Regions from separate parts of the Mus musculus genome. Here regions 1, 2, 3, 4, 5 and 7 are each linked to region 6. Evidence: chromatin loops called from intact Hi-C (ENCODE). Cell type or tissue: left cerebral cortex. All regions are shown on one strand. Links, peaks and the distances in the headings refer to the core of each region. The heading gives the core; the rest is flanking DNA. Region 1 has its middle 260 kb from the start of Gm40666. Region 2 overlaps Chrm3 (cholinergic receptor, muscarinic 3, cardiac). Region 3 overlaps Chrm3 (cholinergic receptor, muscarinic 3, cardiac). Region 4 overlaps Ryr2 (ryanodine receptor 2, cardiac). Region 5 holds the start of Gm26861 (a long non-coding RNA gene). Region 6 overlaps Chrm3 (cholinergic receptor, muscarinic 3, cardiac). Region 7 has its middle 41 kb from the start of Gm40666.

Region 1 (4,579 bases), core at 279-4,278, 1.0 Mb after region 6:
GCACAGATATCTGGCGTTTGGACCTGCCTCTTGGCAGAAGATGAAGGCCTGAAACAGGACCTGTCCCAGAAGCTGTTAGCTTCTGCAGTCCACACTCTCACCTGCACAGACTAGTCTCAAAGGGATCCGGGATCCAAGATGACTCCCCCAGGTGTTCTGGCAAAGCCCTCCTGGGCAGGGCAGACACCTCTTCTCTGGCAGGGAAGGTGCCCTGATGTCTGGATCCCGAAACGGGGTCTGTCTCAGAAGCTGTCCTCTAGGGACCTTGTGTTGTCTGCCGACTCTGCGCCCAAGATGACCTGATGCTGGCGCTATGGACATTTGTTTAAGTGCTCCTCAGCCATTCAAGATTGCTCAGTTTGAGAATTCTCTGTTTAGTTCTATAGCCCATTTTTTACTGGATTATTTGGTATTCTGGAATCTGACTTCTTGAGTTCTTTGTATATTTTGGGTATTAGCCCTCTATTGGATATAGGGTTAGTGAAGATCATTTTCCACTCTGTAGATTGCTGTTTTATCCTATGACAGTGTTCTTTCCCTTGCAGAAGCTTTTCCTTTTCATGAGATCCTTTATGTTACTATTGTTTACATTGTCTGCCATCATTCTTTGTAGATTTACCTAAGCGTTCAGTCAGACCCCCATCCCCTGAAGATCTTCCAGTCCTTAATGTTCTATGTTGTTTGGATAAGCAATAAACTTCTAAACCCTATCCTTTCCAAAATCTTGAAAGCAAAGCCCTAGGAAGAAATAGTAGTGGTGCTGGGCTCCAATACTGTGGGATGCTGCACTCACTCCCTAGAGACTCACCTGGATTAACTTTGAAAATGAAATATGTAATTCAAGAGGATGGAAATAATAGGAAGTCAAAACTTAAGAAGGTATGAAGCCTGAAATGAACCTATAGGATTCATTTATGGCATTATAAGCATTAAAGTAACAATTAAAATAAATAAGTTCTCAGGGAAAGAGTATAAGCCTTTTACCTTTTTGTCTGTCCATATGCAAATGTGAGCATCTGCAGTGGGGAGGGGTGAGTTCCAGAGCACTGATCTTGTCAGCTGACAGACTCAAAGTCAGTAAATGCACTGCTTCTTTGCAGGAATACTTCTTTCAGTATGTAATGGACCAATATAAGTAAAAATGAATGAACATGAATTCTTTATTATTAACATAGGAAGCTCTTTTCCTATCAGCCACCCAGCCATGATCTTAAGCAATTTTTCACAGTTATCCCAATGACACATTGTTCAGTTTCTTTGACACTGGGTAATTTTCCTAAAGAATGACATCATGAATCCATCAAGTCTTGCTGAGGCACACATTCATGTATTCACTGATCATCTTATAGCACACTCTTTACAAATCAGGAGGGTGACCACATTTGCAGTGTAAATGTTTGCATGAAATAAATTCTTGCAATATACAAAAGTAATAAACTTCACAGAGAGCCAAATCAAGATACATAGCTATTACATAATGTAAATTATACCATTACTGGAAAATGTTTAAAGTTGTCCTGTTGGTTAATATTGTCAGCTTGACTGGCTAGAAGATGCACCTCTGGATGTGTTTTATGTGACAGGGTTTCCAAAGAGATTTAACTGTGGATGAAAGGTTCACCTGGAATGTGGGAGCCACCATCCCATGGACTAAAGAAAAGGAAAGAAGAGGAGGGTGCCACCAGAACTCATTTCTCTCTACATGCAAAGATCAAACACCACGTGAGTGTTCATACACCTGCTCCCATATTCAGAATGGACTGTACCCACTCCAACTGTAATCCAAAAGGAATTCTGAGTTTGAGTTGCTTTTGTCTAGTATTTTATCACAGCATCAAGAAAAGCCACTGAGGTAGACATGGATGACACGTGTTTATTTATTTATTGTTTGTTTGTTTGTTTGTTTGTTTGTTTGTTTTTCGAGACAGGGTTTCTCTGTATAGCCCTGGCTGTACAGAAACTCACTTTGTAGACCAGGCTGGCCTCGAACTCAGAAATCCGCCTGCCTCTGCCTCCCGAGTGCTGGGATTAAAGGCGTGCGCCACCACACAAGACAGGCATTTAAGTCACAGGAAAGAAATGTAGCAAAATATTTTATCCTGTAATATTGATAAGGTTTCATTTAATTTCTGGTTCTTACATGATAATTAATCTTGAGAATTATTAAGGATTTAGGAAAATGTGTGCTGGTCTCGTTCTCCTTCATGACGTGTTATCATGAAATTTTCTGTTATTTCTAGTTTTAAACAGTGAGCAATACAGATGATTCCAGAAGTAGATTGATAATGTCTGGAGAGTCCGCTCAGTGGTTAAGAGCACTGCAGCTCACAACCATCTGAAGTTCCAGTCCCAGGAGTTCTGATGCCCTCTTCTGGACTCTCTAGGTATTTGCACTCAGATATACATACATGCATGCAGGCAAAACACTCAGACACATAAAATAAAAATAAATCTTTGTATTTTTCTGAAAAATGAATTGATAAAATGTATGCATAAAACATAAAAACATATTTTGAGTCAGGATAAAGGCACACCTTTAAACAATTTTATTATGTAGTAATGTATTGACTTGATTCTTTTTCTATCAGTTTACTGAGGTTAAACAACATGTAGCTTTTCTAAATAACTATTACATGCATTTATTTGTGTGATTACATGTACACACATGTGAATCATGTAACGTGTGTGTGTGTGTGTGTGTGTGTGAGAGAGAGAGAGAGAGAGAGAGAGAGAGGGTCAGGGAACAGGTTATGTAAGTGTCCTTTTCTCCCACCATGTGGTTTCTGAATAATAAACTAGAGTCATCAGGTATTTTGGCAAGGTCCTTAGAGTCCACTAAGAGCCCACAAGCTATCACTTTCCCATTGCTTTTGTATATTAATAAAAGTTCTACATTTGGGCATTAAAAACTAATTGATATCACAGACTCACTCTGTAAGCTATCTATGTCAATTTATACACTTGTATATTCACATCTGCTTGCTTTTCTTGCACATGCTTACATCATCCAAAATAAGATGTCATGGTGCTGTTGGCACACAAGTGTTGTTAATTTTACATCCAAGCATTCAAGTCATAGGATGTTGGCAGAACACCAAACATGCAGTGATCATGATACACGTACTTATAATATTGTTGTTTTTGTCTGACTATTATGGTTTGAGGAGATGAATGTAAATGCCAGTTTTCAAGGAAGCAAATGTGATGGGTACACATGCATGTGTGTGTGTGTCTGTGTTTCCTCTTAGCTGTAATAAGTAAGGAAAACTCAAATTCTTCATAAATATTACTTTCATGTGTCCGTGAGAGCTTTTCAAAAGAGTCTAGCATCTTGGTCACCTGATTGAGCAACAATGCAGGAGAGAACAAAGAATAAAATGGTGGAATATGGATACATTTCCAAACTGTTTGAATTGAGATATCTGCATCTTCCTACCATAGAGAATAGAGTCAGTAGTCCTAAAGCTTAACTCTTGGTGCAGCATTAACTTATGGAGTCATTTGCTCTCATTCTTGTCTTCAGTCTGCAACTCAATTATGTTTCTAGTCCCCCTGGTTCTCCAGAGGATGATGGCAGATCATGGTATGGGCCACCTCTCACAATGGTGGCAGTGGGCGCAAGGTGACTGTTGGTTCTGTTCCTCTATGGAAATCCTGTCCAATACAGACACAAGGATTGAGAGGACTCTTGGCCAAGTGGCATCTGCTTTAGTCATCATTGTTACATCAGACTTCCATTCTTCACTAATATTTATTACCCTTCCTCTCAACTGCACCTATTTCCTTTTATAAGTACAAATCAAACAGAGAAAGTTCAAGTATATGTGTGTGTGACTTCCTGTGATGTCAAACATGGCAGCATCTAACTCACCTTGAACTTGACTTTATTCCTGATGAGATGACAAGCATTTGCACATTCAACAAAACAACGATCTGCAAAGAGCAATGACTTAAAACGGCATGAAGCCCCTTGGATAACATTGTTTCTTTTCCATTCTATGATTTTTCAAGACTAAATATTTACTAATCTATAAAATGAATCAAACATAACTTTGAACCCATCTAAAAACAGAAATATTTCAATTTCCCTATATATATGGATTATGAAGGTCATTATTCTGTCCTGTGACTCATCTGATGATGTTCAGCACACAGATTCTGAGGTTGTTCAGAGTTAAAATGGTAAGGTAATATTATTTCTTGAGATTGAACCCTAACTACTGAATTCTATTTTTATTTTGAGAAAGATAAAATTGGATCTGATATAAACAGATATAGAGTAGTTCTAAATTTTGAAGTATACACTCTGCTCATAGAATGATTGTATAGAATTGTATTAGGTTGCTTTTGGTAACAAGTGCTAAAATCAAGTAATAAAATTGAACAGAAATTTGAGAGGATAGCTATCTAAATAAAAGTCCTAGGCAAAATGGGTGTGGTGTCGGGAGACACAGGTACAAATCTCCATAGAGACCCTAAGAACACATCTCTGCCACAGTACTCTCTGAAAACTATCAGATCTGTAAAACAAACCTAGTCACATTCACACCACAAGTTTTTTGTAAAGATCAAATAAAGT
Region 2 (4,579 bases), core at 143-4,142, 460 kb after region 6:
AGATGAGCTGGCCTGACAATGCTGTGAGGTCAGGTGACATCTAGGGACAACGGTGGAGAATTCACTGAAAAAGGGTAAAATGTGCAGGTTGTTAAGAAGACATTCCAAAGCGAGGCTGCTTGTATAGTCCACTGGGTAGCACACACAAAGCCCCAGGTTGGGTCCTAGACACTGCATAAACTAAATTTGGCCACTCTGATGCAGGTCTGTGATCCCAGGATTCAGAAAACAGAGGCAGGAAGATCAAAAGTTCAAGGCTTTCCTAAGTTACCTGAGTCCCTGTCTCAAACAAAACATAATGAAAGGACTGTTCCAAAATCATACAAAGACAAAGGAAAATACACACCAGTAGTGTGTTCTCTGTTCTTGGTAGAGACACAAACCTGCAGAGACTTTTCTCTTATAAGGCAGTTGTTGCCTGAATTGTCTGTCCTGGATCTCCATCTACTTAAATCTTTTTGGTCCTTTAAAATATCTTTCTAGTGAAATCTCTTAAAGGAGTACATTCCTGTTATCCTTCCAAAACAATTTGGCTTCTTATCCCCTGAATCCAAAGCATAACTTGGCTCAGAGGACTCCATTTTACAAGTGAACATATTTGTATATTATAAACACACATCTAGGGTCAAGACTTTGTCACAAATTGTTTTAGCTCCTGTTGAACTCAGCTGCCTATGACCATCTTGTACCAGTTACTCAGGAAGCCAAACAGCAGCACCTGTAATTGGTCAGCCATTTTGAGAAATTTCAAGTGGGAGCAATACTTTGTTAGAGCTTAATCTGAGCTGGGCTTAGGAAATGTGTACTGTGGCATCTTCACTGCTCCAAACTATATGGGAGGTTGGTGTTTCTTGGTTGAAATGAATATTGGGACAAGGGGAATGTGATGGTTTGTATATGCTTGGTCTGGGAGTGGCACTATTTGGAGGTGTGGCCTTGTTAGAAGAGGTGTGTCACTGTGGGCATGAGCTTTAAGACCCTCACCCTAGCTGCCTGGAAGCCAATATTCTGCTAGAAGCTTCCAGATGAAGATGTAGAACTCTCAGCTCCTCCTGCACCATGCCTGCCTGGATGCTGTCATGTTCCCACCTTGATGATAATGAACTGAACCTCTGAACCTGTAAGCCAGCCCCAATTAAATGTTGTCCTTATAAGAGTTGCCTTGGTCACGGTATCTGTTCACAGCAGTAAAACTCTAAGACAGGGAGTGTTCCTGATTATTCTGATTTGAGGTCAATTTTCTACTCTGTCATTGAGTCAAGACAGCTTCATACATGTGCCTTGTCTAGAAAAGCATCATGTTCAGACACAATTTTCCTTGAATTCTTATAGCTAGTTAGAGATTACAAAGGCATCTGGCATTGGGCTTACAGCACCTAGTTTGATATTTCTTCTGTCACATGAAAATATCATTGTTTCATGGGTCTGAAAATGTAGCACATTCCCTAAAACAACCATTTGAAAAACCGATTTTACCATAAGAGTGAAAGTACACTTATAGTGTATAAACTTGAGAAATCTATGTTACACCCAACAAAGTGTCCTAAAACCTTCTCCTCCATGAACAAAGCAGGTTCCCAAATTGCAAACCTAATTCTGTGCAGTGTAAGAGCATTCACATTTGATGCATGGGACTCACAGAAGGTGACGTACAGCAGAGACTCAAGCCTGTCACTCCTGCGGAACTCTGTTTTTATCCTGTCAAGTGGCTCCTTTTGAACCTTGATTTCAAAGCCACCCTCTGGTTGGACACATATGTGCAGATGTCTGCCATCTAGTGGCAGATACCTTTCGTATTTTTCTAAAAAAAAAAAAAGTCAATATGTATTTTCAGAACATTTTAACCTACGTCCACACTTAAGAGGTATGTGGAAGAGCATGAAGGGTAGGAATGGTTGCCCATCCAAGTGGCCACGCTGTCTAGTGCACCCATGTCTCCTCTGGCCTTGAGATTAGGACTGCTCAGAAATCCTTTGTGGATACTAGAATAGGTCATGTCTATTTTCATGAGACTATAAATCCAACAAAGCCAGCATCTTTTTTTTTTTAACCTATTTAGTCTATCATCTGTCACTTAGAACTCCACCTGATATATTTCAAGGTCATAGTAAATTTAATGAACAAGTGAATGGCCAGGAGAAACTTGGGAAAAAGACCAGACTGTAGATATCTCAAGGAATGTCTAAAAGCTAATAATAGAATGATGATTAGTTTTGTTTTATTGAAACTTAACAATATACAACTTGATACTGAATTTGTGGAAAATCAGTTAGTGGGTGTAATTATTAAAACTTGCTCATTTAAAGATGATGATACAATATAAAATGTCCTGTAACAGATTTGAAAAACAAATTATGTCCATGTTTCAGTCTTCATGTCAACCCAACTTCTGTCTATAAGGCAATGACTATCTTACCATTGATTTTTTTTTTGAAATCCCACTCTTCACATAAGTAATTTTATATGTCCTTTCTCTGTCCCTTCTCAGAAACATAATCTTCAAATGTAGTACCATATGCTCTGTTGAGCTGAGGATGTAGCTCATAGTTAGAGTACTTGCCTAGCTTGTGTGAAACCCTAGGTTCATTACCTAGCAACACACACACAGAGAGAGAGAGAGAGAGAGAGGGAGAGAGAGAGAGAGAGAGAGAGAGACTCTGTCAGCTGCATGACATAACAATAGCAGTTAATAAAAATGTCAAGAATCGCCTACATTTGAGGCACAGTTTGTTTTATAAGATCCTATGAAAACTGCTAACCATATTTCTCAAAAAACTACATCTTCAGCTACCTCGGGGTGCATGTGATGGAGGAAGATTCCTCTTACTTCTACACCTAAGATCCTTTTTTTTTTTTTTTTTTTTTTTTTTGCTTGCTGTGCTTACATTCCACTGTGAGTGAGCTCTCTGCTCTTCACAGGCCAGAGACACATTCTAAAATGAATGACTCATTTTATCAAGGGGAAGAGCTATGCTAATGCACCCTTTGCCAATCTTGCTTCTAATCTACTCATGAAAGAATCTAAAATGTTTCTCTCTCGTCAGTCTGTAAAGTCTTAAATTTTTTCAAAGCGAGTACCATGCATTGTTCACGATGCAGAGGCTCAGATCTGGTCTCTGCTGTGACTCTGTTTGGGATTTGGTGTCAGTCCCCAAGTCTCAGCCACCATATATGGAACCTACCCTAACTTGGGGGCCCAGTTTCAGAAACATCACCCCTGGGATAGTTAATATTGATTGCCAGCTTGACAGAATTTAAAATTACCTAGGAGACAAACCCGTCTGTGAAGGAATTTCTAGATTAGGTTAACTGCAATGGAAAGACTCAGCCAAAATCGGGGTGGCACCAGGCAATGGGCTGAGGCCCTAGACTAAGCAAAAGCAAAAAGAGGCACACTAGATATTGTAATATTTAGACATATACCTATTTGTTTCCTGACCAGCTGCCTCACACACCTGTCACTATGCCCCACTGTGATGCACTATGTCTCCAGTCTGAGCCAAAATAAAATCCCCCCTTCCTTAAGTTGACTTTGCCTGGTATTTCATCACAGCAAAGAGGATAAAAACTAATCCAATCCCAATGCTCTGACACAGACACTTTTTTTTTTTTTTTTTACTGGAAACCTTCGGCACAGCAGACTATTTGTGACAGCTGACGATCAATTAAAAACTGACTACTTGAAAGATGGTGCCCATTAGAATCAGCTGGCGAGAGGAGCCATTTGAGGAACGATGTCAGGAAGAACCATTTCTGAAGCATGTGAGTGCCACCAATGAAACTCTACACAGGCTAAGCACCAGACTGGCAAAGCTCCAAATGTCAGCCAAAGAAATTCTGGGGTGTTCTGTATACCAGACACTGGGGCCAGTGGGGACCTCGTCCCATTTCCTAAGAAGTAAGCTATTTTGCTAATACCAGAGTACCAGAAAAACTGCCACACCTCAAATTTCATTTTTCTTCCCCAAAGCAACAATAGCAGAAACTCAGTCAGTTTACAGTGGGAGTTTATAATACTTCATTAGGGTTCAGCCTTTGGGCTTTATTCATGAATAAAACACAAGCATCATTCAATTTAATGAGATTTAACAAGATTATGATCTTGCGTACAGGAAAACACTGTGTGATTGACCTCTAACACAAAACCACACACACACACACACACACACACACACACACACACACGGCGGGAGGGGGGGAGAGGGAAAGGAAGAGGGAGAAATATTATACACAATCTCTATTACAGGCTACATACTACAACCATAAAACATAGATACCATTGGGGCAGAATAGAGAACTCAAAACTAAGCCCACACACTTATAGCCAACTGATTGTTGACAAAGATCACACAGCAGAGAAAGGGTACCATTCTATTTGGCAAATGGTCTCTAGGAAAACTGAATTTCCATATACAAAGGAATATACCATGTCAAATCCCAAACTCACCTCCAAATACATTAACAACTTACACAGGAGATCTATATAGCACACTACTCGAAGAAAATATAAAGGGAAAGCTTCATGACATTAGTCTTTGCCGCCGTGTTTGAGCTATGACCCCAAAGCTTAGGTGATAAA
Region 3 (4,579 bases), core at 231-4,230, 190 kb after region 6:
GATCTTAATTTGTCTTTCCAATCTAACACGATGTTCAGCCCATGCTTCCACACTCCCAATGAAGTCCTCTGGTCCTTAGAGGGAAAGTAACCCAGAAAGTGAAAGCGTGCGTAGCTCTCTCTCCTCTTATGTATTTATCCCAAGCATACCTTTGCATACCCAACTCACAAGAAAGTTATTTTTTAAAATTCAACCCCAATCTTCCCACCTCTATTTCAGACCCAATCTGCCCGCTCTTTATCTACCCACCATGTTCAACATCGGTTCTTCCCTCCCTTGGCTCTTGTGAAGCAGGCCTTGAAGGTGGTGGTTGGTTTTAGGTTTTGGTTCTCTGCTATTCACTGAGCTCACACTGACAGCCCAGTTCCAGGAATCACTTGAGTCTTTTTACACCATTGCTATCTGCAAACGCTATAAATCAAGGTTTTTATCTACCGCCCCTCCCCGAGGCCGGGTTTATCGGGATGGCACCACTTATAAGCATTCTAGACACAAACAGAATAAAACCTGCAGTGAGCTCCTTCGGTCTATCCCTGTTCACACTCTAGTCCTATGGCCTTCTTCCTTTCCAGCTCTGTTGACCAGGGTCATTTGGACTCAGTTCAGCCATTTGCTCCTAACCAAGCTGAATTTGCCTTCTCTGTTCCTATCGGTTCCTCCCAGAAGCTGCTAGTTCCAAGGTAATCAGTAACTTGCTGGCTGATGACTCTATCACTATGGTTGTGGGGGCTGCTGACTCCACCTGTGGGGTTCAACATCGCTGACTATTCCTTATTCATAATTATCTCATCTCCTTGTAACATTTTCTTGAGTTTCCCCTACCTGTCCTAGCCATTTTCTTTCTGATTTCTTTTCAAGGTCTTTTTATTTCCTACCATTTTGCTAGATCTAGCCCACACTCCTTCCCTGGCTTCTCTCTCTCTCTCTTTTATTCTTTTCCATTTTTATGTTGACCTCATCAGTTAATCTGTACTGTAAACATCAGCAAGGTATCCATCACTCATTAAGACCCCCTGCCTCTCAAACAATCCCTTGTATTGCAGGTGCCATGGTCACGGCTCATGTAGAGGGGTCAGGTACCAGGCATGCCAGTCCCAATGTCACTCAATGGGACCTCCCTTTCTTCACTCAACTGATTCTTTTCCTTGAGCCCTTTAGTCTTTTTCTTATGCTGCATTTGATATTCATGAGTGTGCTTCAGTTTGTGACCTTGACCTAAAACATTGCAGCTTCCCTCTTTGTCTTGATCTACCTCAGCAGCTTCATTTCTTCATTTGCTGGGCTACACACACTTTTGTCCTTTCTGTATTCCCCCTCCCCAAGTCCTGAGTCCTTGCTCCCATCTACTACAGGACCTTTGCACACACCATCTTCTGCCTCTGCTACTTCCTTTTTTCCAAGGGAACTCAGATGCATCTTTCTGATCTTGGCTCACCGGAAGTTTCAATAATGGAACAGTCCCTGACTGTTCCTTATCTGTTCCAATCTCATTACAAAATTTTCTGAATTGCTGATATAGGAGAGATCTAGTGTCTTCACACTCTGGTTTAATGAACAGAGTGTAAGTCTTTCAGAGTAACAGATGATCATGTGGTTTTATGCTTTGTCCATAAATCATGTAATGGACTATCAATATTTGTGCTCATATCACACACACACACACACACACACACACACACACACACACACACACACACACACACCTTACTATCTAACCTGAGGTATACTTCTCCCTGAAAGGGGCTGATATAATGAGACCAGGGGACACAGAACTATAAACTGCAGAGGTCTCTGGCAAACTAGGATATGTCTCCCAGCTTTAGCTGACATAATAGGATAAATAGCTTCATGTAGAATTCTCTTTGCGAGTGCAGTGCTCCTGGGGTCATAGCTGATTCCACGATAGAAGAAGCAGGTGACCCATCTTCCACAGTGCCGTGCTCCGAAGAGGGTTATGGCTGGATTCATCATTTTGAATTTTATCAGCCACAGTTCTGTTTTTCCCCAAACCTCCTTTTTGGTTGCTTCCCACAACAAATTAATCTTATTGTTTTAATAATAATCCAAGCAATAGGCTTGGCACAGCTAGGAGATATTGTGGTTTGAAAGGGATGTAGCCCTGTGTGTGTGTGTGTGTGTGTGTGTGTGTGTGTGTGTGTGTGTGTGTGTGTGACGTGTTTGAATCCCAGTGGTGGTGTTGGTTTGGAAGTTATAGAGCTGGTAGGCCATTGCATCTCATGGGAGGATGTGGGTCACTGGAGTAAGTCTTGAGGCTTTGTAGCCTGGCAGGCCTTCCTTCACTGACTGCTTCCTCACAGTGTTGCCAGATGCCTCAAGCTCCCTATACCATGGCGTCCTTGCTACCATGCATCTCCCCTCAAAAATAAACCCTTCCTTCAATAAGCTGCTTCTTGTCAGGTATTCGATCCCAGAAACAAGAAAGGTAACCTACTGAGGAAGGGAAGAGAGGACAGGAAATCAACCTTTAGAGAAGCTGCAGTTGATGATTACAGGGTAAATACCATCTTCCCTCCTGAGAGACTCAGATAGCACTTGGCTCTGCCTGGGTAGACACAAGCTGCCGGGCTGTAGCTACGGTTCAGATCTCACACGTTCAGTTCACCAAGTCCATTTTTCTAAGCCCCCTAGAGGGAGACAGCACACCAGCAACACATCACTGTGTATTACATTTGCTCTAGTCCTCCACCACGGCACTGAAGTGCCCCACGGGGCACCTTCATGCAGTTGCTGCAGGAGGAGGGGTTGTTTGTTCTGCCTGTGTACACTTCCTTTTAGGCAATGCCTTCTGGCCCTGGTACTAGTACTTGAAGGGGCTTTAGGAGGCAAGCCACATCTCTGATTTTGGCATATCTTAATATGACACCCATGTTTAAATCCTGAGTAAACTGAAAGGCCCCAAAATAGGTTCTTTTCTTATGTGGTCAAATTCCGTTTTTGAGGTGTGATGGAGAGCAGGATGTGATCAAGCTACCTTGAGGTCAGACGATGTTTTCATCATACACAATGCATGTGCGGTACTGTGAACTCTTCAACTTAACCATAAGAAGAATTCTTACACAGTAGTGTTTGGGGCTTTGGAGGCACAGTCTTTACGAAGTGGAGCCCTCAGATACTTAAGGGAAGTAATTTCTTGGACTGGAGTTGCTGGAGAGGGAGAGGCTTAGCATTCGTGTCTCCTAAGTACTGGCAAGAAGCCTGTATGAAATGCAGAGTGTTTTAATAATCAGAATCCTCAAGTTCCAGAAACCAACATGCTTCCCGCTTCCCAACGCCACTGTGCTATCAGCACACAATTCTAATAAAACTGAAATGTAAATGCTGCTATTTTCAGACCAAAGAATGATACTTCACTTATTTCATAAGAAGCATCTCTTAAGACAGATATGACTTTCATACAATCTCTTTGTTCCTTTTTCCTTTGACGTAAAGAGAATTCTGTAAAGGACACAGAGAAAATGAAAACAGCTCACAGATCAGTTAAGTCATTTCAAATCACAGCCAAGGATAACTGCAGCAAAAGCCATCTGAAGTTACCTGAAGTTGATGAAGAGCCAAGGAAACATTCAGTGATCGTGAACAGATACATGCGTTTTTCCAAGTTCTTGGTGTGATATGAATAAAATGTGTAATTGACATGAAAATCACAGGCAGAGAGAGAGGGGGGAGAGAGAGAAAGAGAGAGAGAGAGAGAGAGAGAGAGAGAGAGAGAGAGAGAGAGAGAGAGAGAGAGAGAAAGAGAGAGAGAGAGAGAGAGAGAATGGGAAGGAAAGGGAGAGAGGAAGCAATGAAGGAGGGAGAGAGAGAAAGAAAGAGAATGGGAAAGAGAGGGAGGGAAGGAAGAAGGGATGGAGGGAGAAATAAAAAGAGAGCGAGAAGGAGAGGGGGAGGAAGGGAGAGAGAGCATGCATGAGACAGGGAGAGAGAATAAGACAGTAAATGCATTTATGTGGAAGGTTTATGTGGAGGTCAGAGGTCAACTTTGGCTATCATATCTCAAGCTCTGTTTATTCTCTCTCCGTTCCTCTCCCTCTCTCTGAGACAGGGCCTCTGGCTTTGGGCTCACTGATTTGGTTAGGCTAGCTGGCCACTGAGACCAAGTGTTCCATCTACTTTTGCTTCCCTCACACTGATATTACATGTGCGAGCCACTTTTGAAAAGATTTATTTTCATTTTCTGTGTATGAATGTTTTGCCTGCTTATATATGTGTACATGCCATACATATAGTGCCCATGGAAGCCCGAAGAGGGCTTTGCATTCCCTGGCTTTGGATCACAGATGGTTGTGATCACCAAGGGGGTTTTAGGAACCAAGTCTGAATACTATGCTAGAGAAGGAAGTGCGGAGCCATCTGTGCATCCTGAGCTTTTAAAAGTGGGTTCTGTGGATTGACCCTGGGACCTCATGTCTGTACAGTAAGTGCTTTACCAAGTCAGCCATCACTTTCTTATAAAGATGAACTTTCTTTGCTGGGAATGTTTCAGAATGAGCTTGTTGGGTGAGCACATGGTAAGCCCAGGAAGAGCTATCACAAGCTTTGGGAAGGGACCCTATCACAG
Region 4 (4,579 bases), core at 400-4,399, 1.7 Mb after region 6:
CTTACTGACTTCTTCACTTAACGCTAATACAGTGGGATGCAGAAATCTTTCCTACTTAGTGTCTAGGCAAATGAAGAAAGATGGTGTGGAGAGATGAAGAGGAACGAGAAACTCATTCATTAAAACCAAAAGGCCACCCACAACTCCTACAGCTGTGAGGCAGGACGCACCAAAAGATTTTTGCCAGATCTTTGAAACAGAGCTTGGCTTTAGCAGCACAGGCATTTGAGCATTTGAGAACTCTGTAATCCCTTATGATCAGGGCCATCCTGTACATTTTAGATTTTAGGAGACTTCCTTTTTTCTATAATAATGTATAGTCATGTCACTCATAATTTACTTAAATATATATATATATATATATATATATATATATATATATATATATATATATTTGTTTTTTTGATATATATATATTGGTTTTTTTGAGACAGGGTTTCTCTGTATAGCCCTGGCTTTCCTGGAACTCACTTTGTAGACCAGGCTGGCCTCGAACTCAGAAATCTGCCTGCCTCTGCCCCCAAGTACTGGGATTAAAGGCGTGTGCCACCACGCCCGGCTAAATATATTTTTACTTAAAATTCAAACTCTATATACAATTAGAGATTTAAAATGAAATATACTTATCAATTAAGTGAAGAATATGCAGAAAGAATTAAGGCCTAAAATATATAATGTTTTGGCAACTCGGCACTTGTGTAAACAAGAGCAGGAAGTGTATATATATATATATATATATATATATATATATATATATATATATATATATATAATTTCTTGAATTTTCTTCTCTTTTATTCTTTTCTCATATATTACATCCCCACTGGTTTGCTTTCCCCTCCCTCCCCTTCCCCCAACCTCTACCCTACTACCTTTCTCCTCTAATAAATCTCCCGCACACCTTCCTCAGAAAAGAGCAGGCCTATCAGGGACATTAACCAAACACAGCATAGCAAGTTACAATAAGAATTCTTAACATCTACTGACTAGCTGCTAATAGTATCTTTATATATAGTATAATAATAATAATAAATGACTTCTACATTCATACCCTGGCACCTCCCACAATCCTACCCCTCTATTAACCTCCCCATCTGTAAGTGTTTGCTGTACATCCTCTGAGCCAGGTGGTAGCCTTTCCCATCAAAACCACATCCTTCCAGGACAGAAGTCTGAAGGTCTTCCTTAGCCTGTCCTACACACCCTAACTTATTTAACACCTGCCCCTTACCCCTTCCAGACTGTTTAGCTGCTCCCTCTGCAGTGAAGGAGAAAAGCCTGGCACTTTGTCCACAGCTCAGCACTTGGTTCACAGGCCCACAGTCCCATCCCCATGTGATCCTGCCAGGTTGATAATCAATCATATGAAATACCATGCTCATAGAAGTACTTTCTCAACCTAACATACAATAAGCCAATGTCAAACCCATGATGACATCTGCCCTGAACCCCCCTACTATAAAAACCCATCTAGACCCACCAGCCCTATTCTGGACCCTAGAAAAGGCTCTTTGTGGTAGTGAGGCCAAGAGAGTCCTCTAGAAAGAGTTGGTTTAAGGCTGTAGCACCCAGACTGGTTTAGGCCTATCAGCACACGCTGTCTTCTGGAGGCTCTCGTGTCTAGATTGATAGTGCCATCTACTGAGTCTGTGTCTAGATGTTTTAGTGACAGTCACTTGAAAAAAATAGAACCAAATATCTACCTTTGGGACACTACATTGATTCCTTGAAACTTGGTGGCAAAAATTGTCCACAGTGCCTTTTTGAAGAAAGTATAATTTATTTTCAGTGTTTACTTCTGTTTTCAGTCTAAACTCTTTATACCACATATACTGTTTATTTTTACCAAGGAGAAAATGGTGTCCCATGCTCTGCTCTGAATGTGAATCTTCATACATAGACCTGAGGCCATGGGGAACAACGATGATGGTCGCGGGTGTCCTGGCTGGCTAATGTTACTGTGACCGGGTATCTTCGGGAGGTCGGAGGGGCTTTCTTAGCCTCAGACTTCCAAGCAGAGCTCATGGTGGCCACACTGGTAAGGTGTGTGAATACCCACTGTTGTCTGGGGCTCAGCAGTCAAATTTTCATGCTTTTCCTGAAAATCAGAACCCTCTTTCTCCACATTTCTTATCATAGACTGAGCCTAATTAGGACTAAAGTGGAAGAAGGTGGTTTGGAGACAGAAAACTACACTTCTTTCAGGGAATCTGAAAAAAAAAATGAGAGGAAAAAAAACCTGGGGAAAGATCAGGAGACAGAGGTGGGGTATGAGAGGGCTCAAAGGAAGTGTGGCAGAGGGAGGGGTGGTACCAGGGAACCAGGAAGCAGGAGCCAGAGACCTTGCTGGAAAGATGAAGTTGGATACTAATTAACTGAGGTGATGGCCAGTAAGTGCATAAGCAGCTAACTTCCCCCAAGCTGCCTCTTATCCTCATTATCTGAAAGGGGTGGGGGCTGAGGGTCCTCTGGTCCTGCTGAGCTTCCTAGGACAGGCCTATGCACCCAGGCTCCTCAGCTACCACCATTTTGCCCCCAGCTATAGACTTTTTTTTCTCACACTCTCTCCTCCTACATTCTCAAAGATGTAGTTCAAATCCTATGAGGACACGGCTAGTATAATTAAGATTCTTAGAATGAAACATCATGATCTTGGGAGGAAAGAAGGAAGACATCCCTGGGTGAGTCCTAGAGTTTGTAAAACTTTGGCTGCAGTGCCACCTGCTGGAAGTGACAGAACCCAAGGGTTGAAGTTCCTGCTGATAACTGTTCTCATCCCACAGAGATAAGCCTGAGCAGCAAAGATTCAGTTTTCTCCTCCTGAAAGGAGGCACCAGACACCCTTCCTCACAGAACACCCAAGCTCTTCACAGTTAAAGGCAAGATACAAACCTCATGGCTGTATGCAGAGAATGCCTACACCATCCAGAGCCACCAGTGGTCTTGCTCATGGCTTTCAGAAGTCCCTCAGACTGATGATTTACAGGCTCTAGCTAAGTCAAGAGCCCACTTAGTTATCCTAAAATGAGACTGTGATGTTAAGCATGGCGGTCAACTTGATTTGATAAAGAGGCGCCTAAGAGTTTAGTAAGTGTCCCTGAGGATGCTAAGTAGGCCATGAAAGCTCTGATAGAAGGAATGGATGAATCTAAGGAATGAATCTAAACAGTGCTGAGATGTAGAGGGAGGAAGAGGTGGGGCCGTGATGGAGGAAACAGGTCCTGGTGACAGGTGCTCCAAGCTATCTTGCCCTTTAGAACCTACTCCTCTTTGCTTCCTGACCACCAAGAAGCAAACTGACCTGCTCCACCATACATTCAGTACCACCACCAGCACAATCTAACCTCTGAAACTGTGAGCCATGACACACAATCCGTGCCTTAAAGCTGCTCTCAAGCACTTTGGCAATGGCAAGGCAAAAGTAAAATGGAGATGAGTTTCTCTGCCTTCTGTATTCACATCCCACAGTGCTAGACAAGCCCAGCCAGGCAAGGCTGTGGTAGTCCTAAGAAAAATTAAGGAAAACACTAGAAATGCATATGGATATTGAGTGAAAACTGAGTCATCTCAGGAGCTGTGACTACAGATGATCAGTCACATGGTGCCTCATGATATGAGCAACTAACATAACAAACAGACTTTGATACATATGTACAATCTCTTTAAAATTGTAAAAATTCTAATTCCTAGTATGAGGAATGGGCTAATTTCTCCATAGATCCACTGACTGGAGTTATTAAAAGCTTTAATATGTTTTAACAATTAAATTTGGTTTTTTTTTTCTCTTCTGGCCTAAATCTCTTTCTTTACAGTAATAGTTGGGCATCTTCTTAAACCTGTGAACTGAATGAATTAAAGTTACTATCCACTGTCTAGCCACACAGTTGACCCTTTGTCTATTGTCTTATTTTTATCATGTTTTAAAATTACGCCGGGCGTGGTGGCACATGCCTTTGATCCCACCACTTGGGAGGCAGAGGCAGGTGGATTTCTGAGTTCGAGGCCAGCCTGGTCTACAGAGTGAGTTCCAGGACAGCCAGAGCTATACAGAGAAACCCTGTCTCGAAAAACCAAAAAAAAAAAAAATACTTTTTATTTGTTTATTGTGTGGGGGTGGGGTGCCATGACATGGATTGGAGGCCAGAGGACACCTTTCAGGCATCTCACCTTCCAGCATGCAGGACCTGGTGACAGAATTCAGATTGGCTGTAAGGCTTGGAGGCAGGTGCCTTCCCCACTGAACATACTGCAGGCCCTGGCTTATGTCTTTTTAAAGGTGTGATGAGAACTTTACCCATCAGGACAGCATCCCTGCATAGCTAATATATTTTGGCCAGCTTATTGTTTGCCTATAAGACTTGATATATTTTTTGTTATTTTCAAAAATAATAATTTTTGCTGTTCACACGTTTCTATGTTTTATATACTATTCAGAAAGTCCTGTTTGCCATTAAAATTTATTATTTTAAGGACTCAAACCTGTCTTGTTACTGTCTTGAAGAGAAAGATTGGCATTCATTTTTACCACTTTGCTCTCAGAGACTTATACATGGTCAGTAAGACTTATTGGTTTTTTTTT
Region 5 (4,579 bases), core at 361-4,360, 480 kb after region 6:
AAGTGTGCACACTGCCAGAACTCCTGGACGACAGGCACGCAGTGGCCAAAGGTTGAGCTAGCAGTCACAGAGTACTGTAGCTTCATGTTCTCCCTCCCTATCTCTCTCTCTCGCTCTCTCTCTCTCTCCCTCCCTCCCCCCCCCTCTCTCTCTCTCTCTGAGTATTGAAGAGGCATGGGTTCTGACTGTATGCCACTGGATATTGCCTCTGAGTTTGATCAAAAGATACTTCTGGGGCTAGGGAAATAGTTGTTGGTAAAGTGCAAGCAAGACGGCTTGGACTCTATTCCCCAGAACCCTTTTTGTTGTTGTTGTTGTTTTTTGTTTGTTTTGTTGATTTTTAAAACTAAGCATGGTGGCACACATTGTAATCTCAGATGGTACTAGGGAGATAACTGGATCTCTGGGGTTTGCTGGGCATTCAGCATAATCTACTTGGTGACCTGGTGAGTCCCAGGTCAATGAAGAGACACTATGTCAACAAAACATAAACAACAAGCAAACAAAGAAACAAATAAGGTAGAGAGTACCAGAGAAAGAGGCTGATTTCTTGCTGCTGCAAACATGTGCAAATGATTTACTGATACACACATACACCCACACATACATGAACGTGTATGTACGAAACAAAAATATTCTTTTGCATGGGTTCTGTCCTTGTGTCTGCCTTGAGTTGTAGATGGGCAAACATTTCCACTGGGCAGAGATAAAGACTTGGGAAGGCTTACTGTCTTCATGCAGGATCTGTGTGGCTCCTTACTTTCAACAGCCTCCATTACCAATTCCAGGGAAAGTCTCCATCAACCAGGAATGCATCAGTATAAGGCACTCTGAAAGAAAGCAATCTAAATCCCTAAAAGGGACAACTTTGGCCCTTCCAGGGTGTCTTTAAGGAGAACACAGAGGGAGTCACATTGGACACTGAATGATCTGGGATCAGGCATCAGCTTTGTACCTGATCCAAGGCCCAGGCGGCTTCCTTAACATAGAACAGAGTCTGTCAGACACTTGCATCTAACTCTCACCTTGACTGGCTTTGCCTTGTGTTAAATTCATTAGATTATCTTGTCATGAAGCCAAGACTTTCACTTGAGTTTGAAAGTCCAGCCCAAGGGGTAAGAACCAGAACAGAATTTCCACTAGATTCACAGAACCTTCTAGACACACACACACACACACACACACACACACACACACACAGAGAGAGAGAGAGAGGGGGGGGGAGGAGGTGTCTGGTGTTGCATTTCTTAAATACCACATTTTGGGAAACCATGTATACACTGCTCTTAACAACTAAGCAACAGTCATATTTATATATGCTGATTCATTTAAAATATAAAAATAGTGAAGGGTTTTGATTAATTCTTTTGTTGGAAGCATATATGCCTTTTAAAATATTTCTCTGCAAGGAAGATATATTTTCAATTCACAAGCATACTGTGTAAAAGAAAATATTTCCAATTAGTCATTCTTCAAAACCATGCTGACGACATAATGGTATGAGTCATGACATACCATGCTGACGACATAATGGTGTGAGTCTTAACACACCATGACATAAAGTTAGGCTTCATACATGAAGGGGATTGGGGTACACATCTCTGTAGAACCCTTTATTCGTCCCTGGTGGAAAGGGTCACCACAAGTGCTCTACATGTAAACGTCCCACACTGCAAACCAGACCCAGTGATGATGTCCAGGCCACTTAGGTGTAAGCAACTGAATCTGCCAAGGCTAACATCATTATCAGGCAAGAACACTATGTTGGCTCAAGATATGTGATATTTTAGGTTTAAAAAAAAAACAAAAAGAAAAAACAAAAACCTTAAAAATAAGTGTTAGCACTTCAGAAAGCTTAGAATCATAACCTTTAAGTTTGTATTCAGTTTATTACCACGAATCCAAGAAATCTTAGCTCTATACATTACCCTTCCACACACCTCACATTCAACAGGTTACCTACTATTAAAAATTAAATAAAGTACAATTAAAATGAGCTTGTATTCTCATATATTATAGTTTAAAATAACATTTTTTTCTTGTGTAAAAGTTAAGTCATTTATTTTTTTATAAGGAAAAATGAAAAGATACATGTTAAAGGGCGTATTTATCCTTGCTTCAGCAATCTTCAGAAACAAATATGTTTGAAGCAAGGTTTGTCCAGCCTCCTGTCAGGAAAAAGCAGTGAATCCTTCCAGATCTCCCTAAAGCTTCGTACATAAGTTTTAGAGTAGGTTTAAGACAGAACTACTCTTATTTTAATGTCTAGTCTTTATCTAAATCTCACCCAATTCCATACAATCTACTTCTTCAAATTACACCCTTGCCTAACAATTTTCTACGACCAAAGATTTATGCTCAAAGGTTTCTCAAAAGGTCTTGCCTTTTATCTCATTTTGTTATTAAACTATTGAGTCCATTTAAATCATTATCTAGTATTGTTTGTTTTAAAGTCTTACATCACTCTTGTTTTCCTGTTTAATTCCACCTCAAATCACCCTCCCCAAGCCTAAGGTACAGTCTATATCGGATCTGCAGCCATTATTTTTAATAGAGTAATCCATTGCTAAAGTTGTGTTGTCTTACAGAACTTCGGAAATGACATGCCTTCTGGCTTAACAGTAGGTAACTGCGTGTTAAGCTAACGGAGGCAAGCCACACAAACATCGTCTAAAGACAGAGTTATCAAGTGGTAGATGTGGGGTTCACACTCCACTTCTGTGGCCTATGAGATCACACATGGAAGAGGTAAGCATGACCCCTGCACATGTATACGTCCCAACACCAGCTCCTGCCACAGCAGGGAGCCACCAGCGAGTGGCACAGCAATGGAAAGACCTCATTCCTGTTTAATATTCATCCACCGCATCCATGTGTGCATTTTTCCAGGCTCCCCTTTCTCCTTTTTGAAAGGTATATCTTCCTGTAAGATCTCTCCAGCAAATCCACTAGCACTGTTTTAAACACAGGAAACCGTGTTGAACCGTTCCTGCAGAATAAGTGCTTTCCCAATATGAAACGCTCTGGACTCCATAATTATTAAGCAGGCTTTTAAGAATATGTTCTGTTTTCAAATAGTAACCCAAAAAGGGGTGGGGGCGGGGGCAAAGTGCTGTGTGTGTGTGTGTGTGTGTGTGTGTGTGTCCAGGAATGGTACATTTCCTATCTTGTTGAACCTCAGAGGCAAAGAGGGAAAGGAAAGATCTGTTGAAAGCTCACAATGAAGTGGTCAGTTTCCCTAACAGCAGAGTCTGCCACCCTTTCAAAACCCTGTCAAGAATATCAGTGGAGTCGGGTGGGTGGATGGTGGCATATATGCTTACAGACTTCAGACAGGTTCAAAACACTTATCCACAAAACAAGGTCTGCGGTTTTGAAAAATGCATCCATATGGATGCGAGTCCCCAATGCTCCTTTCCTCTCTTACTTCCAACCCTTGCGTGCAAGGAGAGTCTCACACACCGGCAGACAAGGCAGCGTCACAATTCCAATACTCAAAGCGTGGAGTGGACAAGTGAATTCTACCCCTTTGGGTCAACCATCTCCCTGACCTCAGCGGTTTAAAAACCACCACATAGAAACAAGCTGCGCACAGAAACGAGGTTGTGCCAGAAAGGAGCGGGAAGACTCCGGAGAAGAGATCCGGTATAGTTTAGCAGCTCTGGCTGAGCCAGAGTAGACTCGCGCCCTGGCGCAGTACCCTCTCCCAGGTCACCAGGCGTGGAATGAAAACCGCCTTTTCGCTCCAGAAAAGTGACCCCAAGAGTCGTCCCTCGCTGCAAGGTTGGCAGGGATCTGACTTAGCTTTCCTAAAAAAAAATTAAAACGGTATTGAAAGGCCCACAGAGGACCCAGCACACAGGAGCCCAGACAAACAGCTCTGGCGCTCCCTTCTTCGCTTTTGGATCCTGCCTATGAGAGAGAAAAAAGAAGCCCAAGGGATCCGGGTGAGCTGACAGGGGTGCTCTCTTGGCCACTGACCGCCTGCCCCTGTCTTTCCCAGGCGCTCGGGTGCCACCTCCGCATTCTCCACCCTTCGTCCCTGCGCTCCAACTCCTCACCAGACAGATATCCAGTTCCTGTTCCCCTAGATTGACAAAACCACCTCTCTTCGTCCCTCCTCAGTCCTTCCTTTAAACTCCACCAGCAAACAAATTTCCTACGGAGGCAGAAAACTTTTCCCCTTATTTCACCACCAGATAAGGCAAGAAACCGGGTCAGGTTCGCTGCTAGCCTCTCTGCACTGCGCGGTAGCGAGCAGCGCACGTCCTTACCTGGCAGCCGTGCTCCAGGTGGCTGTCCCACTCCAGTCCTCCGCGCCTCCCCGAATCTCCCGGACTGTCCAGTCCGCTCTACCGAACCTCGGTCTCTCGCAGCAGGGAGTTCGGAGACAGCGACTGTCCTCAGGTTCGCTCGTGCCTCGGAGCCGCCCTTGTCTGCATCGCCCGGCTTCTGGGTGCAAGCGCAGCTGCGGGCTCCTCCCGGCCGGTCGCGAGTGCGGGGCTCCCGGCTGCAGCCGACTTGGCCCGCGGTTGCGCTCCCGGGTCCGAGCGCGCTCCGCCCGCGGGCAGCTGCGGCC
Region 6 (4,579 bases), core at 368-4,367:
TAAAAAAGTTTTTCTTTTTTTCTGCCAGGTTTGCACAGCAACCTTATTTACACATATTACCAGTTTAGTGCTACTCTGTGTCATGCACTAACACCCATGGCAAGGGTCCCTTGCCATTGTGGCATGGTTCAGGGTTCTGCTCTCATGGGAACGAATAATGTTCTGGTGTCTTGTTTTTTTGTCTTATGATGACCATGCGGATTTCATTACATAAAGAAACATAATATCCAGAAATCCCAAGGCTTCTTGTCTGTCGTCTCTCATCCTTTCTTGCTAAAGGGTGACAGATTCCTATGACTGGCTTTCTTTTGTGTCCAAGCTGACACTCTTCCAGCAAGGTTTGAGACAGGCATTTGTCACCTGGCCCCGAGTCCTTGACCACAGTCATGGACTTGACACATAGCCAAACAAAGTGCATCAGCTTGGCCAATGCATGTAGATGCTAGGAAGATAGAAAGGTCTTTCGTCTTTGGAGGTGCTGGGTGCTGTTCACCACCTTTGTATCTGTGTACAAAATCTGAGAGTAAGGGAAGGCAAATGGAAGATGAGGTAGCAGCAGGATGGGGTGAAACCCTGAGAAACAGATACAATCTGAGGACAGGCCTTTCAACACTAGACATAGCTACATCTGAATCAATAGAACCACTTCGACCTTGCATTTATACTACTTCTACTCCTCCTCCTCCTCCTCCTCCTCCTCCTACTACTACTACTACTACTACTACTACTACTAAAATCTCCCTTTGTTCCCTGCAGTTCTGAAGGAACAATTTGATTATCCATAGATAATGGCTCTTGATTCACCTATTTGGTTAAAGTAGCAAGTGAATATTCTAGGCTAGTCTACCTCTCTAATATATAACTTGAGGGTTATAGCTAATCCTAACTATACTTTTTTTTTTTTTTAACAAACAAGTGGATTTGAATTGCTCTGACCACACATGCAATAATCTGCTGTATCAGGTTATGTAAATCTGTGTCATGGTAGAAACCATTGACTCTTTTCATTTGTTGTGAATGCCAACTGTACAGAAATAAATTTGTTTAAAGTGTTTTTATTATATTTATTTATTAGCTTATCTTTTTTTGTACATGTGATATACATATTGTGGGTGCATATGCCATGGTGCATGGGTGGAGGTCAGAAGACAATCTGGGGGATTTGGTGCTCTCTTTCTACCATGTGGGTGCTGGGAATGTGCCTCAGGTCAACAGTGGTTGCAAGTGCCTTTGTGTGTTGATCCATCTCACTGGCTCTTGAAATTTGTTTTTAAAAAGTTAAAAAAAAATGAGTAGGACTAAAAGAAAATAATTTTGGCATCAGCAAATCTCCTTAAAATCACTTATTGTAAGCTGCTGTGTTTGGTCTGTGGAATCCAGAAGTCACAGCCTATGTGCTTACGATCTGTCCTACAACTGAGAGCAAAGACATGAATAAAGTCTTGTTTTTCTAAAGTCAGTCATGCAGGCAGTAAGAAATCCCTCCCTGCAGACAGTCACATGATATTTTATAAACTGAAAACAACTAGACTTGTTCAGTTGAGCAACAGTATCAAAGAATGTAAGAAATTTGGAAATAAGTCTCAGGTCAGCTATTTTCTTATAGCTTCTCTCGTCCTTCTGGTCCACAAAGCATATAGTCCTATCATCTATCCAGAAAAGTGAGCCGAAACTCTCAACTTTTAAACCTCTTACTTGGAAAGTCTAAGTTACTTCTTGCTCCCAGAACTCTAAATTATTTCTATTTCTTTATATTTTTAAATTAGATTTGCTTATTTTATGTGTGAATGTTTTGCTTGCACAGTCTGTGCACTACCGGTGTGTTTGGTGTTCAGAGAGGTCAGGAGAGTATATCCAATTCCCCGGGACTGTAGTTACAGAGGGCTGTGAACCAGCACACGGATGCTGGGATTCAAACCCATGTCCCATGCAAGAGCAGCAAGTGCTCTCAACCATGGAGCCATCTCTCCAGCTCTCTAATTCTATCTCCACTTTAATTATTCTTTTTCTTATCCTAATCGTGGGAAGTCTTTTGCAGTTTGCAACCATTTTTTTTGAAAGACCAGATACATGGTGTTTCCTCTTTGTAAATCTGGTATATGTCATATTCAGGGCTTATTTTGGGTCTCTGCTTTGGACAGGAGTGTGTCTGTTTTCTGTCATAGTTCATTACAACACTCAGCAGCTATGTCATCATGAATAGAAAGATCGCATCAGGCCACTAGGTGGCAAAGTTGACTCAAAGAACAACTTTGCTGCTGTAAGATGCCTAAGCAGCCTGCTGTCCCTGACCACAGACTTGGAATTCAGCTTAGTTCAGTCACGCGGTAGGTCGGTCGGCAGAGGATATCAAACAGGGTGGACAGAGCTTTCCACTCAAACATGTCTTTAAAGGGAATCAAACTTGTGAACCTAAGCCCTCATCTTCATCTCAAGCTGTGAGGAGGAGAGACGTTGCCTAATATGGTACAGTGATTCTTCTTGTGAACAAAACAATCCTGAAGGCTAAAAGTGGGATAAAATTCCACTTAAAAGGGAGAAAGCTTGTTTTTAAAAAGATGATGTATCAGACTTCCCGCCCGATTGCTGCCTTTCGTAAGCTTTTATTTGACCGTGACAACAGGATGTGAAAGGCTTGGCTGAGGCTTGTGAAATAACACCGTTTTACCTAAAAAACCAAACATCTAAGTAGGATAGTTGTGGATCTCCACAAACACCTTTCAGGCCTAGAACATTTTTTTATCAGTGTTTTTAGAGAAATGGAATGGAGTCAAAAGCAAACATGAGTAATTCTTTTCAAACACCAGAAAGACCCCTCTCATCGGAGCCAATTAGTGCAGTGTCCCCAGGGTTCTTAGAGGAGGGAAGACCTTTACGTAAGATCTAAGATTTATCTACTGTCTTTCTACATTCTGAAGGTCATTCAATGTCATCCCCTGTGACTGCTAGGCTTTTGTTGTTAAAGGGAAGCAGCTACACTTTGAGGAAATACCGCTTGATCTTACATAACCGTGGAATTCATTTTGCTTAAAGATCTCCTAGGGGTCAGGGGATGGCTCAGTTGGTAAAACACTGGGCACTCAAGAGTAAGGACCTAAGTTTGGATGCCCTACAATTCAAGTAAAGAAGGAGCACCATAGTGTGTATTCCTGTCATTCCTGCTCTCCTAGCGTGGCGGGATGGGACAGCAGGATCCATAGAAGCTGGCTCGCCAGCTAGCTTATTATATACAGCCACAAAAATAATAAGGGACTCTGTCTCAAGCAAGGCAGCAGGTGGGGACTGAAACCTGTGGTGGTCCTCTGACCTCCTTTTATTCTTTTTTTTTTAATTAGTTATTTTCCTCATTTACATTTCCAATGCTATACCAAAAGTCCCCCATACCCTCCCCCCCACTCCCCTACCCACCCACTCCCCTACCCACCCACTTCCACTTTTTGGCCCTGGCGTTCCCCTGTACTGGGGCATATACAGTTTGCGTGTCCAATGGGCCTCTCTTTCCAGTGATGGCCGACTAGGCCATCTTTTGATACATATGCAGCTAGAGTCAAGAGCTCCGGGGTACTGGTTAGTTCATAATGTTGTTCCACCTATAGGGTTACAGATCCCTTCAGCTCCTTGGCTACTTTCTCTAGCTTCTCCATTGGGAGCCCTGTGATCCATCCATTAGCTGACTGTGAGCATCCACTTCTGTGTTTGCTAGGCCCCGGCATAGTCTCACAAGAGACAGCTACATCTGGGTCATTTCAATAAAATCTTGCTAGTGTATGCAATGGTGTCATTCTGGCGGTTCCTCAGAAAATTGGACATAGTACTACCGGAGGATCCAGCAATACCTCTCCTGGGCATATATCCAGAAGATGCCCCAACTGGTAAGAAGGACACATGCTCCACTATGTTCATAGCAGCCTTATTTATAATAGCCAGAAGCTGGAAAGAACCCAGATGTTCCACCTATAGGGTTGCAGTTCCCTTTAGTTCCTTGGGTGCTTTCTCTAGTTCCTCCATTGAATTTAGTCATTTCTTTTCTTTTTTTTTTTTTTTTCAACCCAGATGCCCCTCAACAGAGGAATGGATACAGAAAATGTGGTACATCTACACAATGGAGTACTACTCAGCTATTAAAAAGAATGAATTTATGAAATTCCTAGCTATTTTTTTAAGGTCCACACTTAAAAGACTGTCTTTATAGCCAGACAGACATGTTCCACATATCTGATTTTCTTTAATATTCCCATTTGTTTGCACATTCCAACTGATACATCTCTATATGCAATTGTAACTTTGAAAAAACAAAACAAAAACTCAAAATCCCTCAAAGCGGAAGCAGTGCGTGATAGCCCCACTGTCTCCCTACCTTGGCTTTGAGGCAGGGTCTCTCTTGTTATTTCTGTCCTTGCTCTGCATACAACAGCTTCCCATTGATTTTTCTGTCTCCCCCAACTCAGTTCCTACTTTAGGGGCGCTCAAGCAGAAGCAGGAGAAGCTCTGCCACAGCCCCCCTCCCCCCCGAGAGTCCAGGATGTGTCCCCAACCCCAACAACTGGTAGGTCACAGAGCCCTCTGACCTTGCTTCCTT
Region 7 (4,579 bases), core at 224-4,223, 830 kb after region 6:
TCTTCCAGGAGTATAGAATGGGCAGTGGTTCTCCAGGCCACCACCTGCCTTTGCCCAACTTATCAACAAGCCCAGTTGTCCTGGGTCTGCCATTCTTACTTGAGTTTTTTCTTGCCATTATCAAAGGTTATCTTCCTTTTAAAAGGCCGTTGTGCTTTATTTTAAAATTTTCCACACTTCAAAGCAACTCTTGCTAAATATATAAAGTTAGGTGACACTGGCAAAGGCTTTTGCTTAGCACAATATCTCTGACCCTGACTCTCACTCCAATCGTAACATGCTTACATTTTCTATTTTATACATCTACCTGATGTTTGAAGTTTCAAGGTCATGTATTCTCTCTCTTATTTTTTTCTACCCAAGGAAAACAAGAAACATATAAGCAATTAGGCTAGCATCTGAAGGGGTATTTCTGGACAATTTATGCCCAAAACAACATTGCCAATACTAGATATAATTTATGTAAACTACTGAGGAGACAGCCAGGATTATAACTGATGTAATGATGACACATTGGCAACTTCACTGGATGTGATAGAACATCTGAGAACAAAAAAGCTGAAGTAGGAAGAGCTTGCTTTATCTCATGATGTAGGGCTATAGTCCCTAATTGTGGGAAAGCATGGAAGGACTCCTCAGTGGTGGGAAGGCATGGTTTGGATTCTGTACCTTCCCATATGTCACCAACACAGGAAGCAGAGATGTCAGAAAAGATCTGGGGAGGGGCTGCAATTCTCCAGGTCTGCTTCTGGGTGACCTGCTTCACCCAGCAAGATTCCACCTCTTAAAATAGTGATACCACCTAAGCAGCCAAATTCCAAAATATGGACATGTATGAGATTTTATGTTCAAACCATAATAGTCATCATTACCTATGTCAGCGAGAATAGATCTCAGCTAGAAAGGTCCATAGACCAGAACTTAAAACACTGAACTATTCCTGTTTTTGTTTTTTGTTTTAACATTAAAAGTTACCTTTAACTAGATAATCACTTTAAAAGTAGACTTCAAATATAAAGGGATTGTCTTAAGGTTAAAAATAATAATAAAACATAAAAAGTAAATATCAACAAAGCATAGAATTCATTATAATTTCAGTGGACTTTTGTGACATAAACAAGTCTGGCCAAACCATTATTCTAACCTTCAGTCAGTTTTAAAAATTAATCATCTGTTTATGATTTTATCTGTTTTTACCATAAAATATTTAGGTCACTACTGCAAAGGCTAAAGGTCAAGGTGGGATGGGAAGAGTGGCTTCGGGTCATGACCTTTCCTGTGTCATTTCATCCCTCCTCAGATTCTTCAGAGATCTCTCTGCAGTTCTAACTCTGGCTGGTTTGACTCTGTTGTTTATAGATAGTTCATGTCTGTACAAGATCTTTAAAAATATTTTTGTAACTCCATTCCTAGAAGAGTTATTGTCACCTACCAGATTATAAATACATTTCTTCCAAAAAATAGGACTATTTTCATGGATCTTTAACACAGAAACAGGTGCCAGTAATGCAATCATAAAACAAAATTCTATTTTAAAAATGCTGATCTAGGACATAATCTAAATTGGGTGGATCAAGACTGAGAACATTTCCTTAAATACTTTCCTGTGTGTTACATTGCTGTGCACTTTACAGGTACTAGGAAAACACCTTTTTTTTTGTTGTTGTTGTTTTATTTGCTTTGTTTTATTTCATGTATTTGGCACTGGATATAGAACCTAAGGCCTTACACACTTGAAGGATATTCTAGCTCTACTACTGAGCTACATCTCCACCTCCTGGTAAAACGTTTTAAATAACTGTAAATTAAATATAACAGTACTAGTCATATTTAATCCCCCCACTGACTTCCTCCTGAACAGAACTGGCCTGGGAATATTGGAGAATTATTTATTTCCTTATTTGTTTGTGGACTTTGAATCTGTAGCCTCGTGCTATAGCATGAAGGAATACTTTGAAGACTGCTCAGTTAACAGCTTATTTTCCTCATGAATCCCTGGGGTTGATCATGTGTACCACATATACTGGACTTGGTGACTCATACACATAATCCCAGCATTCAGGTAGTAGAAGTAGAGAGATCAGAAATTCAAGGCTATTTTTCAATTTGTGGCTAGCCTGGGTAGAAACCAAAGGCTGATACTTTGCCTTGAGAAAGAAAAAAAACAAAACAAAACATACAGGTATTTAATTCAGGTGGGACTAAGATATGCCTCTTAATTCTACTGTGGGTAAAATTGTGACTCAACTTTAATGAAGAGTCTTTAAAAGAGAAACCCACAACCACTATTCTATTAACTTAATTTGCCTGAAGACAAACCGGAGCACCAGGCTCATATTTGATGTGATGCTTTAAGCATATTTTAAAAATCCTTTTATAAATGGTGACCAAGGTTTTTGACCATCTAAATTAAAGACTAGTCTGATTCTAAATGAGAATGCCAGGATAAGCTAGTTCAGTTCTTTGTCCACCTTCATCCTAAGGGATAAATGTAGGAAGGACACAAACTTTCACCCCTCCTCCTAATGCAAGGGATCTACAATTCTTCTTATTGATTTTTTCCAACTTTGCTGCTCTCATTTTTCTTGCAATATGCAGCTCACATATAATATCTATTCTGTGCTTTTCCTGAGAAATTCAATATATCTTTCATAAAAGGACTACACTGTGTGGCTTTTCTCAACAAATGGATTTTTAAGAAATCTGAGGCACAGAATTTCAGAAGGTTAGGTATATACTGAAGTAAAACATTAACTTCTCTAAGTAAAAAAGAAACACAAATTTTGAAGACTGACCCAAGTATTTAATCTGTTTTCCATGTTCAGAATTGAAAGGTCCCATCTGGAAGCTTATCTCTCAGAAAGCACTGATACTCAATGGTGTTGTTTATTAGGTTGCTATGGAAAAGAAGGCTTCCCATGGTATTGGATGTTTAGTAAGTCTCTGACTGCTTGATAGCATTGCCAATACAAAGTAACTCACTAAGAGTTGAAAACACAACGTTTCCTCTTGGTAAAAATGTATGCTATGAATCAGGCCAACTGGCTGTCCAGCATCTTTTATTGCCAAATACTTCAACTTTTTTTTTCTTAAGACTCATTATTAGTATTTTAACCATACTAAAGTTCAAATTAAATATGCTTGGTCCATCTCTTATTAGTTATCTTGGATTTATTTTGTAATCACCATCATCCTTGTCTACAACATGACAGTGATTATATGAATATACCTTCTAGGAATTATGACTATTTATTTTACTTTGAGATAAGAAAAATAAATGTGAAAATAGTTTAGAACACAGTACACTGAAGATACCTTTGCAAGCTGTTGACACCTGGCTCTGGAGATATTCCAGAATGTTATATTCCAGAATAGATTTCCCTTTGTGCAAAGTACATAAAGGTGCTTTTCATCTTAGGACAAACCTGGTTTTCCATTGGTCACAGTGGAGCCTCTACTAGGCAGTAGAGAAGGAAAACCTGAGCTGACCAAGGTACACATGACTCTCACTGCTTTTCCAGAAGAGTATCTTCCAGAGCATCTGATCAGTTTGAAATGTAGGGCAGCTCATGGTAACCCAGCTAGACACTTCAGATTAGAGAGTGGGAAAACATGGGCCCACAACACTCAGAGTTCTGCTTCACAGACATGGCTAGTTGTGGTGTCAATTGTCAGATATTTAGAGAGGTAAATGAGGGTTCAGATGACTCAATCAGAGTTGATTCAATTTGTGTGTCAAGGGAGTGAGCTAACCACCATTCATTGTCTCCTTCATAAGGGAAAACTCTGAATGAAATGAAACTTGAAGGACCAGCGAACTCTTCTGAAAAGGATTTTTGAATAAATTCTAAGGATGGGGAAAATAGAAAAATGAAAAGAGAGAAAATCATGGTGGAAAAAAAGCCATGGTCTTTAATACTTATTTGGAGAGTGGGAGAATTCAAAAAGGACAATGGAATTGGAATTACAAAAGATAAAAAAATGAGGGAACTAGAGAAAGAGGAGGTTTGGTTGAAAATGTTCATTAACTGTAGGGAGGAAGTAGGATGAATACCTGTCTGAGTCCATTCTGTTTGAGATGCAAGCATCATCTGAGGCATTACCATTGACGGAGTACACTTATGTATTAATTTGACTAGAGGAAACATTAACCAGTACCCCCGAGCTCGTGTCTCTAGCTGCATATGTAACAGAAGATGGCCTAGTCGGCCATCAATGGGAAGAGAGGCCCCTTGGTCTTGCAAACTTTATATGCCCCAGTACAGGGGAATGCCAGGGCCGAGAAGTGGGAGTGGGCGGGTAGGGGAGTGGGGAGGGGAGGGTACGGGGGACTTTTGGTATATCATTGGAAATGTAAATGAAGAAAATACCTAATTAAAATAAAAAAATCATTTAAAAAAATTAGCAAAAAAAAAAAAAAACAACTCTTAATCTTAGCTATAGGTATCTGAGAAATGGCTCTCTGGGTAAGGAAGGTCACTGCTCTTTCTAAGATTATACATTCAGTTCCCAGGACCCATGTCAGACAGAGAACCACCCAGCATCTCCAGTTCCAGAGATCAGTGCCCTCTTCTGAGCT

The links. Hi-C counts contacts between places; a loop is a spot of excess contacts. Peaks named below come from ENCODE experiments on the same cell type or tissue, not always from the same donor. Only the 100,000 strongest peaks of a DNase experiment are listed, where the experiment ranks them.
Region 1: a loop joins it to region 6, with 3 times the contacts of the local background. A loop is called at or near these places in 4 of 42 quality-filtered maps.
Region 2: a loop joins it to region 6, with 16 times the contacts of the local background. A loop is called at or near these places in 32 of 42 quality-filtered maps.
Region 3: a loop joins it to region 6, with 2.3 times the contacts of the local background. A loop is called at or near these places in 6 of 42 quality-filtered maps.
Region 4: a loop joins it to region 6, with 11 times the contacts of the local background. A loop is called at or near these places in 13 of 42 quality-filtered maps.
Region 5: a loop joins it to region 6, with 4 times the contacts of the local background. A loop is called at or near these places in 29 of 42 quality-filtered maps.
Region 7: a loop joins it to region 6, with 2.9 times the contacts of the local background. A loop is called at or near these places in 2 of 42 quality-filtered maps.

The regions. Positions count from the first base shown.
Region 1 is chr13:10,928,582-10,933,160 of GRCm38, forward strand. No RefSeq gene overlaps it. Among named protein-coding and RNA genes, the nearest start is that of Gm40666, 260 kb to the left of the region's middle. In left cerebral cortex, for the core only: a CTCF peak has its summit at 2,374 (motif pointing left); a DNase peak (open chromatin) is centred at 2,361.
Region 2 is chr13:10,342,828-10,347,406 of GRCm38, forward strand. All of the region lies in intron 1 of Chrm3 (cholinergic receptor, muscarinic 3, cardiac), which reads right to left. Among named protein-coding and RNA genes, the nearest start is that of Gm26861, 14 kb to the right of the region's middle. In left cerebral cortex, for the core only: a CTCF peak has its summit at 1,760 (motif pointing left); a DNase peak (open chromatin) is centred at 2,993.
Region 3 is chr13:10,068,706-10,073,284 of GRCm38, forward strand. The region is part of intron 3 of Chrm3 (cholinergic receptor, muscarinic 3, cardiac); the gene reads right to left. Among named protein-coding and RNA genes, the nearest start is that of Gm40665, 270 kb to the left of the region's middle. In left cerebral cortex, for the core only: a CTCF peak has its summit at 2,652; a DNase peak (open chromatin) is centred at 2,651.
Region 4 is chr13:11,561,109-11,565,687 of GRCm38, forward strand. All of the region lies in intron 100 of Ryr2 (ryanodine receptor 2, cardiac), which reads right to left. Among named protein-coding and RNA genes, the nearest start is that of Ryr2, 540 kb to the right of the region's middle. In left cerebral cortex, for the core only: a CTCF peak has its summit at 2,721 (motif pointing left); DNase peaks (open chromatin) are centred at 2,721 and 3,469.
Region 5 is chr13:10,355,990-10,360,568 of GRCm38, forward strand. Chrm3 (cholinergic receptor, muscarinic 3, cardiac) reads right to left here. Exons shown (of 5, transcript NM_033269.4): 1 at 4,275-4,579. Gm26861 (a long non-coding RNA gene) reads left to right here and starts at 3,490. Exons shown (of 7, transcript XR_001780860.2): 1 at 3,490-3,947. In left cerebral cortex, for the core only: no CTCF peak of the experiment used is centred there; DNase peaks (open chromatin) are centred at 2,776, 3,394, 3,645 and 4,201; H3K4me3 peaks cover 2,564 bases; H3K27ac peaks cover 1,131 bases.
Region 6 is chr13:9,880,244-9,884,822 of GRCm38, forward strand. The region is part of intron 4 of Chrm3 (cholinergic receptor, muscarinic 3, cardiac); the gene reads right to left. Among named protein-coding and RNA genes, the nearest start is that of Gm40665, 86 kb to the left of the region's middle. In left cerebral cortex, for the core only: a CTCF peak has its summit at 2,216 (motif pointing right); a DNase peak (open chromatin) is centred at 2,258; H3K27ac peaks cover 784 bases.
Region 7 is chr13:10,713,508-10,718,086 of GRCm38, forward strand. No RefSeq gene overlaps it. Among named protein-coding and RNA genes, the nearest start is that of Gm40666, 41 kb to the left of the region's middle. In left cerebral cortex, for the core only: a CTCF peak has its summit at 1,794 (motif pointing left); DNase peaks (open chromatin) are centred at 1,771 and 1,944.